Linked DNA regions of Homo sapiens: region 1 is linked to region 2. A link is a contact called in ENCODE Hi-C data. All regions are on one chromosome and are shown on one strand. The core of a region is the stretch at or near the end of the contact, and the rest is flanking DNA. Distances in the headings are between cores, read along the strand shown. Region 1 holds the start of PDCL3 (phosducin like 3). Region 2 holds the start of ZNF892 (zinc finger protein 892).

Region 1 (5,693 bases), core at 297-2,796, 5.4 Mb after region 2:
GTGGGGAAGAGCAACTGTAGAATAGCTGAGTCCTGGAAAACAGGCCTCAGGGAACAGCAAAGGCTGGGGATGAGGAAAGGACAAAACACCACCTGCTCTGTTGCTGTGCAGGACTGAGCAAGAAGCACAGGATCAAACTCAAAGTTAGTTCCAGTCCTGATTTTGGTGGTAAGACCCAAGGAAAATTCATTAACAAACATTGTGCTGCCAGATACATTAATAAATCCCTAAAAGGGCCTGTAATTCAGTTGAAATGAGTGAGAAAAATCTTAAGGATCCTTATAAATTAAATAAAAACTCCTTGCTCTCAAGCAATCATTTGATTCACTCTATATCAACGACTGTGCACTTTAGCATCACCTGAGGATCTTTAAGAAAGTATCTGTGCTAGGCCTCATTTCCAAGGATTTAATTTGTCTGGGGATGGAGCCCCAGGACATTCCTAGTTTTTGAGGGCTTCCAGGTGATTCTAATGCATAGCCACGGTTGGAAGCCCTGCGCCTATCTCACAGGTGTGTGGGTCTCTACTCTCTGTGTCCGCTTAGTTGCCAGGAGGCAGCAAGTTAGCCCACGTGTGCAAGATGCTTCCTTCCATACCAGGTAGGAATATTGCTCTCTTAAACTTGGAGTGTGCCTGGGCAGAAGCTCTGGAGCCCAATACCTGCATTTTACAAGTCAGATTGCTGCTTTTTGCTCAGTGCCTGTGTGCCTGCATACATGGGTCTCCTGATACTCAGGCACGGCAGATGACTTTCACCTTTGTTTTAGTGTTTTGCTCACTGCTGCATCTGCAGAGCCTAGAATGGTGCCTGGTACACAGCAGGCTCTCAATGTCTTATTAATGAGTTGCCTTTTCCAAGGCTGAAGTGATCGTGGGTGAATTCCAGAAGACCCTGCATCATTTTTATTTATTTATTTATTTAAGACGGAGTCTCGCTCTGTAACCCAGGCTGGAGTGCAGTGGAGAGATCTCAGCTCACTGCAAGCTCCGCCTCCCCCGTTCAAGCAATTCTTCTGCCTCAGCCTCCAGAGTAGCTGGGATTACAGGCAACCACCACTACGCCCGGCTAATTTTTTTGTATTTTTAGTAGAGACGGGGTTTCACCATGTTGGCCAGGCTGATCTCGAACTCCTGACCTCAAGTGATCCGCCCGCCTCGGCCTGGGATCACAGGCGTGTGCCACCGCGCCCGGCCTAGAGGCAATTTTCTATTTCTGACTTGTTAGGCTAGTCAGAGCGAGACGTCTTTACAGGTTTGGGCCGGCAGCTGGAAAAGGCACACGGCCCCGGGCTCCTCCTCCACCCAGCCCCACCCCTCCTCCGCTGAAGACCAGCCCTAATAAGGCAGCCACCAGAATTAGAACCAGGTCAAGTGCACTCCGAGCAGGACAGTAGGCAGATCCTATCTGGCGCATGCGAACGCTTCTGTGCCAGTTCCTTGAAGAGCAGGCGCAGACTCAAGGCTGTTGCTTCCGCCCTTACTCCCCGCCGCTCGTCCCTGGGCGGGGCGAAGGCTGGGCTGGGGGAAGAGGCGTGGCGGCGCTGTGCGCGTGCACAAAAGAGAGCTGAGGGGCGGGGGCGCTGCGGCACAGCTGGTTTGAGCAACTGAACTGGAAACAAGATGCAGGTGAGCTAGGACGGGTCTCGGGTCTGGGGGCTGCGGCCCGTTCCTTTGTCTCGTTAGGCCCGGGCGGGCAGTGGACGCCCGCCCTGGGGGAAGCTCCGGCGCCGCAGGCACGAGGGAGGCCCGGCGCGTCCAGGCCCTGCGCAGGCGCAGTGCGGGAGGCGGGCGTGGTCCCACCAGGACCCACGGCCTGGGCGTCCCCGCCTCGGTGTGCCGGGTCCCCCAAACCTCGTCCTCCGGGACTATGTCTTCTCGCGGTCTCTACCCACCCGGGCCTGTGAAGGTCTTGCCGGATCCCGCCTAACAAAAGTTACCTCCTCTCCTGAACTCCCCTAAGGCACACCTGGGCAGAGGTGTTAGGAAGCGGAGGGTCCGGCCTGGGGTCTTCCGCACGTAAAGCAGCGCCACAGCCGGTGTTCCTGGCTCCACTGAGAGCCAGGTGAGGGCTTAGTTACACCCTCTTCCCCCGAGCCCTGGGATCCGCTTGGGGCGTGTTCCCTATCTGACCGCTCGGGTTCCAGAGCTCCCCGCGAGGGTCCCTCTGTTTCGTCCTTTTTTTTTTTTTTATTAAAATAGGTAAAATAAATTATTTTTCTGTAGCTGCAATTTACTAGCGGAATTTGGTTAAAGCCTAAGGAGAATGAATGAAAACACCATGGAAATGGGCACTATTGTGGGTGAAAACCTATGCCAACTAAATTTTGTCACTGTCCAAAGATCCCGCAGTGGTCAGAAATTCTAATCTCTGCTTAGTGGCAGATGGAGAGGAGAGGGTGCGGGTTTTGCTGGGGAGGGAGGCATTAGGGGCTGGAGGGGAGGGCGTGTCTGCCAGGAGCCAGACACTGTTTTTTTTTTTTTTGAGACCGGGTCTTGCTCTGTTGCCCAGGCTGGAGTGCAGTGGCTCTGTCACAGCTCACTGCAACCTCGACCTCCCGGGGCTAAGCCATCCTCCCTTGTCAGCCTCCGGAGTAGCTGGGACCACAGGCGTGCACCCACCACTCTGGGCTAATTTTTTGTGCAGATGGGGTCTCCCTATGTTGCCCAGCCTCAGCCTCCCAAAGTGTTGGGATTACAGGATGAGCCACCGCACCTGGCCTAGACACTCTTAAATGGTGAAGTGGTAGCTTGAGGGCTGCCCTGGCCTCCTTTGCATTCCCTGTCCTTCAGGTCCCTTGAGGCCTTCCCTGACCACCCTGTAGAAAGGATTCTGCTCTTTTTGTTTGTTTGTTTGTTTGTTTCTTTTTGAGACAGAGTCTTGCTCTGTCGCCCAGGCTGGAGTGCAGTGGCGCGACCTCGGCTCACTGCAAGCTCCGCCTCTCCAGTTCACGCCATTCTCCTGCCTCAGCCTCCTGAGTAGCTGGGACTACAGGCGCCCGTCACCACTCCCGGGTAATTTTTTGTATTTTTAGTAGAGACAAGGTTTCACCATGTTAGCCAGAATTGTCTCGATCTCCTGACCTGGTGATCTGCCCGCCTAGGCCTTCCAAAGTGCTGGGATTATCGGCATGAGCCACCGCGCCCGGCCTCATTTTTCTTTTGATGTATCTCAGAACTGTTACACAGGGTTGGGGTTGGAGACCGATTATCCCGGTGCCCTTTTCACAGTGCTCCTGATTTCATATTCCAAAGCAAGCCTGAGCTCCATTAGCAGTGTTCTTGCCACACCATGCAAACCGGTGCTTGGGCAGCTGGGTTCTAGATCTAAGAGCCACTTTTACATCAGTCTTTGTGACAATGATCCTTTGTGATTTTGATGCTGGCTGATTTGGCCAGCCGTTCTAGCATGGCAGTGCCTCTAAATGCCGTGCCTCTCCTAGGCTTGTGAGGATTCAGGGACAAGGTACAAGAAAAAGGGCTTAGAGTGCCCTGTATTTTATGAGCTACTCTGAGACGTCTCAGCTTTTCCTCTCAGGTTTGGCCATTAGAGAATTCTGTCAGCCAAGCCTCATCTGCAGCCTGAGATCCTCAAAATGTCACAGTCTCTTTGCTCTTGGGCAGTATGCATGCCGCAGGCCGCTCTGCCTGGAAGATTATTTTCTTGATTACGGGCGTGCACCTGGCTAATTTTTGTGTTTTTAGTGGAGATGGGGTTTCACTATACTGGCCAGTCTGGTCTTTTAACTCCTGACCTCAGATGCTCCACCTGCCTTGGCCTCCCAAAGAGCTGGAATTACAGGCGTGAGCCACTCCACCCAGCCTGGAAGATTTTTTTTTTTTTTTTTGAGACAGAGTCTAGCTCTGTCGCCCAGGCTGGAGTGCAGCGGCTCGATCTCGGCTCACTGCAAGCTCCACCTCCCGGGTTCCTGCCACTCTCCTGCCTCAGCCTCCCGAGTAGCTGGGACTACAGGCGCCCGCCACCACGCCCGGCTAATTTTTTGTGTTTTTAGTAAAGACGGGGTTTCATCATGTTAGCCAGGATGCTCTCGATCTCCTGACCTTGTGATCCACCCACCTCTGCCTCCCAAAGTGCTGGGATTACAGGCGTGAGCCACCGTGCCCAGCCTGGAAGATTATTTGTAAGCCCCCAGACTCCTATCACAGATTGCTTTCCACCCTCAGACGGAATGTCACCTCCTCTGTAGGGAACATCCCTATCTACTCTGTGGAATGTGGGTCCTGGGTAATTCTCTAAAATGGCAGCCTGTTTGTCATTGCACTTGCCACAATTTTATCTCTCTATGTATAGTTTGTATATATACTTGTTTGTTGCCTGTCTCTTCCTCTTGTCTGTAACACAGGTGACTCTCGCATTCACCACTCTTCCCCATTGCCTACAATAATTTACATGTGGTAGATACTTCAGTTTTATCTGTTGAATGAATCACTCAGTCATTATTATTATTATTATTTTGAGACTGTGTCTTGCTCTGTCGCCCAGGCTGGAGTGCAGTGGCACGATCTCGGCTCACTGCAAGCTCCGCCTCCCGGGTTTATGCCATTCTCCTGCCTCAGCCTCCCAAGTAGCTGGGACTACAGGTGCCCGCCACCACGCTCGGCTAATTTTTTGTATTTTCAGTAGAGACGGGGTTTCACCGTGTTAGTCAGGATGGTCTCTATCTCCTGACCTCGTGATCCGCCTGCCTCAGCCTCCCAAAGTGCTGGGATTACAGGCGTGAGCCACTGTGCCCGGCACTCTCAGTCATTATTAAAAATATTGAACACATGCCAAGTCAGAGCCTTGGTATCCGTATTGATACTGATCTGCACTCCCTATCCTAATTTTTACCCCAAGAATAGCTCCTCCATTCAGGGAGGGGTAGACAGGAAAAACAAAACGGGGGCTATGGATCTTTTGACACTTTCTCAGAAATAGTTCACAGACTGGTGTGCATTCCTCCCTTCCTGTCACTTTTCCCATTTGGCCCCTTGCCCAACGTGGCACCCTACATACTAGACTTAGCACTCATGGTAACCTTGGTCCCGCTCTTCTAGGACCCCAACGCAGACACTGAATGGAATGACATCTTACGCAAAAAGGGTATCTTACCCCCCAAGGAAAGTCTGAAAGAATTGGAAGAGGAGGCAGAAGAGGAGCAGCGCATCCTCCAGCAGTCAGTGGGTGAGTTCACTCGCTTTCCTCTGCACCTGTCTGGGTTAGGAGATGGCTCCCTAAGCCTCTGACTGCCCTGCCAGGAGACAGGTTGGAGTGCCAGCATGGACACTCTGTGTCTGTGGGACCTCAGACAAAACACAGGGCGTCTCTCACCTTCACCTTCCTGAGCCATAGACTTAGGGGACTTCAGATATGTCCCACAAGTCCTTGTCCATGTCACATGAGCACTGAAGAAAATACTTCTTTCTGCTTTCTGGTCTGTGATTCCCTTTGATAATGTCATGGAAATTTGTTCAAGGTTTTTAGTACTTGTATTTTCCTGAGCATATACTTTATTTTCTGTGGTTTCATTGAGGATATTAACTAAAAATTGCTTCATTTGGGGAGGCATAAGATGTTTGCAATGTGTGGGAGTCTGAGGGGGGTTTTCTCAAAGGCAGTTGTACTGTCTGAATTGGAGTCCCTTGGAGTGCTGGTAACCCCACCCACCTAGTGTTTACTGAAGCAGTCTCTGGA
Region 2 (5,361 bases), core at 93-2,592:
GGACATAGCTAATTAAATTTTCTCTTGGGAATCTGAACTGGACAGAAACCTGACACTTTATTGTGGGAAGGTAAGTGAAAACACGCACTAGCCTGAAGACCCGCCCACCCCTAGAGCTCCTGGGGAGTCTGCAATGTTGTACCCAGGCGAGTTGGAGAAAAACGCCATACTTTGACACGAATTAAGAGTCCTTTATTAAGCCGGCGGCCAAAGAGACGGCTAAAGCTCAAAATTCTTTCGGCCCCGAGGAAGGGAGTTGATTAACTTTTATATCTAGGTTTAGGAAGGGGAGGGGAACTCAAATGCAATAATTCTACAGAAGTAAAAACATGCCAAAATCAAAAAACAAATGGTTACAAAGTGATAAACAATTTAAAAGACAAACGGTTACAAGAAGAGCAACGGTACCAGGTGCAAGGCTTTAAATCTTTCATTATAATTAGATATACGGGGTATGCCGGACACGAACTCAAGGCTTTATGTTTTCTCTTTGAGAAAAATCCTGGGAACTTCATACATTGTTGGTGCTAATACCTTATCAATTAATTGGGCTCCTTTGAAATGCTGAGGATCTGCTTACACAGGTCAACTCCTTGCGGAAGGGGGTTGGGTAAGGAGCCCTTAGTGTCTTGTAAATTAAGGGGTCAACTGGAGTTTGTCCGGCTTTCCCAGCTAGAGAGAGTCTTATTTACATGAGAAGCAAGGCTAGGTGATTAAAGAGACAAGCAGGATAAAATTCAAAGTAACGAGTTAGAGTAAAAACAAGGTTAGGGATTTCAGCAAGACCTCCAGGCTCCAGCCTCCTTGGGGCAGCAAGACTAGTTTACTGGTTCTTCTTGGAGACGTGGCCGTTTTTGGGGTTGAAGTGATTTCGGGATTGAAATTCCATTTTTCTTTATTCCGAGGTGCAATATGGTACAAACATCCCTGGTTAAAGTAAACTGAGATCACCTCTGTGTTGGCCACGAAGGGCCGATGCATGGAGGCGCAGCAGCGAGGACACCGCCGGGCGCCTCCCCTCCGATGGAGCACCGCAGCCCGGGAAGGATCCTGCGTAGGTCAAGGGCGCCGCCTTCCGCCCTCACAGTAGCGGAGATGCGAAAAGTCCCACGCCGGGCGGGGTTTGGCGCGGCCACCGCCCAGAGTCGGCACCGAGGGAGGAGCGGCCCTTCCAGAGTCGCTGGCAGGGTTCAGCCAGCTGGTCAGCGCTCCTCCAGGTCGGTCAGGAGCGTGCCGCGGCAAGAAACGCAGCCCCGGGAGCAGGTGGCCGCAGGGTCCTCTGGGAAGCGGTGTTGGGAGTGAGGGCCGTCAGCCGCGCCCCGCGGAGGATTCTGGGAGTGGTAGTTCGGCCTCATGGTTGGCCGGCGCTAGGCGTCCCCGCCGGCTGTTAGATGCCTTTGTCGTCGGGCTCGGCTTCCTCAGTGTGTGGCTGGAGGTCGAACCCAGGGTAGAGGAGGGCTGAACGCATCCCCTTTTAATCTGAGTGTCCGGGAGGAGGGTGGCGGGAGGACCCCCGGGTGGGGGCGCCAGGCTGCCCACGCGTGCGTTCCCGGCCTCTTGGGGGACCCGAGCGGCGGACCTCCGGCTCCTTCCCCTGTCGCGGTTGCCTCCAGCGCGGGCCGGAGGAAGGAGTCTCCATGGAACCTGAGGGCAGAGGTGAGGATTTGGGAGTGATGCGGCCTTGGTGCCCGCTGCAGAGGGAGAAAGGGAGAAAGGCTACCTCTGGCTGGCGCAGGCTCAGGAAGGAGTAGCGTCACGAGCCCCTTCCTACTAGCCGGTCTCACTTGGGGTTTTGAGGGATAGCCCGCCACTTCCATTGCCCTCCTGGTCTGTAGGGCGCTGGATGCCTCCCTTGCTCAAGGGAAAATATCAACACATCTGACAATTTGGCTTTTGATAATGACTTCTTTTTTGATCTCAGAGGAGCCCCATAAGGCAGTAGGAAGGAACTATCCGACCCTTTTGGAAGGTAGGGAAAGCAGGGATTTGAGAAGTCACGGAATTTGTTTACAATCCTGTTTTGTTTTTGGTGGTGGTGGTGGTTTTTCCATAAGACGCATCACTTTTCTGAGTCAGGCGGTGTTGTATTAATATCTGAAAAGTCAGTGTTCAAAAAGAATTTAGTCTTCGTTTATCCTGTGAGCCTGGAATACAACACAGATGAATCACTGAGGCGTGGACATACAAAGACTTTGAGTATTATTTTGACTACTTAGCACATGCAATATAAAAATATGTTTAATTTATATGTCCAGATGCTCATAGGAGTTCTACTGGAGTTTAAGGACAGAGAATAGGAGGAGCCTGAGACAGCAATGGTCAAGGTGTCTTGATTAAAAGATATTATGCGATTTTCGTTTGGTTCCCAGTGTTGACTCTTCTTAGATGACAACTAGCTGGTGTGTGGCACTTCCTGCTAGTTTATTGCAAGGACAGAGTAATCATCATGGCTCCTGTCTCCACTTTTAGGATCACTTTTTGAGGACTCAGACCTTCTCCATGCTGGAAACCCAAAAGAAAATGACGTGACTGCTGTGCTGCTGACCCCTGGGTCCCAAGTAAGTTTAGATTTCTTCTTTCTTTTCCTTCTGTTCTCAGAGCAAGGATGTCTTTCCTTCCAGTGCTTATGGAATTGCTCAGCCCTGATGCTTAGACCACTGGGTTCATCCTGATAAACTGATGACTGATGACCCCAAAGGAAGTGTTCTTCAGTTGTGCAGAACTTTCTTCCCAGCGTTGCTTTCTCTCTGCCCACTGAGTGTTTGCTGCACACACATTGAGTACTGTAATTGGCCTTGGTGAGATGCAAAGAAGTAAAAGCCACTTGCTCCTGCATCGTGGAGTTTACTAAGGCAGTGAGAAATACATAAATAAAATAGTTAAACACGAAGAAATAGGTATTTTTTAAACATAGAAATCATTGGTCCAGACAAGTCATGAAAGTCTCTGAAAGAGTTTTTTTTTATCATCTGTTTGGGAGAAGTGTGGGATAAATCTGTACTTTGAAAAACAAGAGAGAGTGGGTAGTTGGAGGGTAGAATAAGGGAATATTACAAGACAGAATAGCTTTGGCCAAAAAATAAAAAAAAAGTCTTCAAATGATGAGGGAGTTGGAGGTCTTCCGAGGATGTGTGGATGTGTGAGTCACTGTGGGTTGACCTAGACTGTGGTGAGGGAAGCTCGGCTGTGTTGTACCCAGACCCCAGGACAGTCTACACTCGGTCTTATTCCAGAGGCAAATGAAGGCCTCATGAAGGTTTTTAGAGGCCCAGCAAGATGAAACATGCCATAGCTGATTGGAGAGAGAGGATTAGTAAAGATGCTTCTGTAAGATCTGGCCAAGACAGTGGGAGATTGGCAGACCCCTTGGTTCAGGTGCTGGGACTCTTTATTTCCGTCACACCAGGCCTAACAGCATACAGGTACTGATGATCCTTATAAAACCATGGGAGAAAATGCCAGTATTGATTTTGATCTGTGAATTGGTAGATCGCTTTCAGAAAGATGAGGGGAGAGAAAGTAGCACCTGCTGACAGTGTCTGATTGGCCTGCCTGTGAGTTGATTACTGAGGTTTTCTTAGGGAACTGAAGTCTGAAAGCAACTGCCTGTTAGTCTGTTAGTGTTAGCATTGTTTGTACAGAACGAAGATGGTGCATGTTATATTACTTGTGCTGATCATTCCTGAGGCATATGACCTTAAGGGGCCATAAACTTAAAAGTGTGGGATTTCTTACTTGAAGTGTTAAAGAGTGTATTTTGGGCAGAGGATTTTCAGAGTAGGTAGTTCTTTTAACTTTATGTCATTATGTGCTTTGTTTTACCAGTCATTTTTGAAAGACTGAAATATGCATTAGAAAGCTGAATATAAACAAAATTAACCGTTCGATTCATATATATATGTATATATGTATATATATGTGTGTATATGTGTGTATATATGTGTGTATATATGTGTATACATGTATATATGTATATATGTGTATATATGTATATATGTGTATATATGTATATGTGTATATATGTATATATGTGTATATATGTATATATATGTGTATATATGTATATATATATGTGTATATATATGTGTGTGTATATATATTCAAGGGGCTCTGGCCCAAGTGGTAGTTTAAAGAGCGGTAAAACTGATTCATTTGCTAACCCAAGGGATGGTTTATTTTACTCTAAGTTAAATTGTAGTTGCATAGAAATTTTAAAAATAGAATTTGAAAAATTATTAGACATTTGTCTTATCAGCACTAACAGATTCAAAAGAGCATTACCTGCCCTACTCCCTTATTTCAGTATTTTAGTAAACAAACTAAACTTTGTGTCTGTCATCTAGATGAAGGTTAGGCTAAATACTCCTGCAGTGTTTTCAATGTTTAATAGGCTTCTGTTCTCCTCCCCACTTCTGTTCCCATGCACACGTTTATAGAACACCCCATTTAAACTTGTTTCTATTAATTCTTGTTCCTTCCTTCCTTTCTTTCATTCAAATATTCAACAAATATTTACAGAGTTTCTGCTCTGTGCCAAGTACTAGGCTGCTTCAGTGAGCAAAAATAGACCTGGCCTCTGCTCCTGTGGAGCTTATGTTAGCCACAAGATCCCCTCTATGTGTGCAACCCAAGGGAATGGAAGGAACATGTGTTCTAACTAGAGAGTCAGGGAAGGCTTCCCTTGAAGTAACACCTGAGCTGAGATCTGAAGGGAGAGAAGGATTCACATTGCTGAAAGGATGGGGCAGAGGGCAGAATATTCAGGAATAGGAAGCAGGATGTGTAAAGGGGCTAACGGGAATAGGACACACACTTCAAGCAGATGAAAGAATGCCACCAACTGGGGGACGCGGGCAGATTGATCAGGGTCGTTGTGAAAAATGACAAGAACACTCTGGGAACTTTCATAATCATTTGGGCTTCAGATACTGTTTTACAAATAAGTCTATATTCTGTGACGTGTAGGAAACATCTTAATTTTTAATATATATGGGACTGATTTCATTCTTAGGAAAACTAGAGAAAAAATACTTCAATTTCTTGAACCCCATATGTTTTAAAAACTATACCATAAGGAAAATACTTAATTCATAATTACATTTTTCTCTCCTTTTTCCTGTATAAGTAGTAGCAAATTCTGTAGTTCTGTAATTTATTGATACATAAACTAAAAAGTTCATACGTTCAAGTTTTACATTGAAGGTGCTTTCCTTCCTACTTGCAGGTAATATGCATTTCTGCTGCCTGGAGGCAGAGAGTGAGTCTGTGGACTACATATTCACCAGAGAATCTTAGTACTGGAAAGGGTGGCCAAGGCCATGTTGTCTGTCCTTTTTTTATCCTTTCTGTCTTCCTCCTCCT

Evidence for each region. A loop is a pair of places that touch in the nucleus more often than their neighbours do. Pooled maps may share reads with other maps.
Region 1: a loop to region 2 is called in a map with no recorded cell type, with 12 times the contacts of the local background. The contact joins the promoter of PDCL3 here to the promoter of ZNF892 in region 2. A Hi-C loop is called at or near these places in 2 of 37 single-sample maps with no recorded cell type and 5 of 50 pooled maps.

What each region holds. Positions count from the first base shown.
Region 1 is chr2:100,561,447-100,567,139 of GRCh38, forward strand. It overlaps PDCL3 (phosducin like 3), which reads left to right and starts at 1,547. Exons shown (of 6, transcript NM_024065.5): 1 at 1,547-1,627; 2 at 5,057-5,183. The coding sequence starts at 1,622. RefSeq lists an enhancer at 292-1,088 and a silencer at 1,534-1,873.
Region 2 is chr2:95,206,179-95,211,539 of GRCh38, forward strand. ZNF892 (zinc finger protein 892) reads left to right here and starts at 1,343. Exons shown (of 5, transcript NM_001395961.1): 1 at 1,343-1,656; 2 at 2,470-2,558. The coding sequence starts at 1,638. RefSeq lists enhancers at 863-992, 1,153-1,402 and a silencer at 1,443-1,672.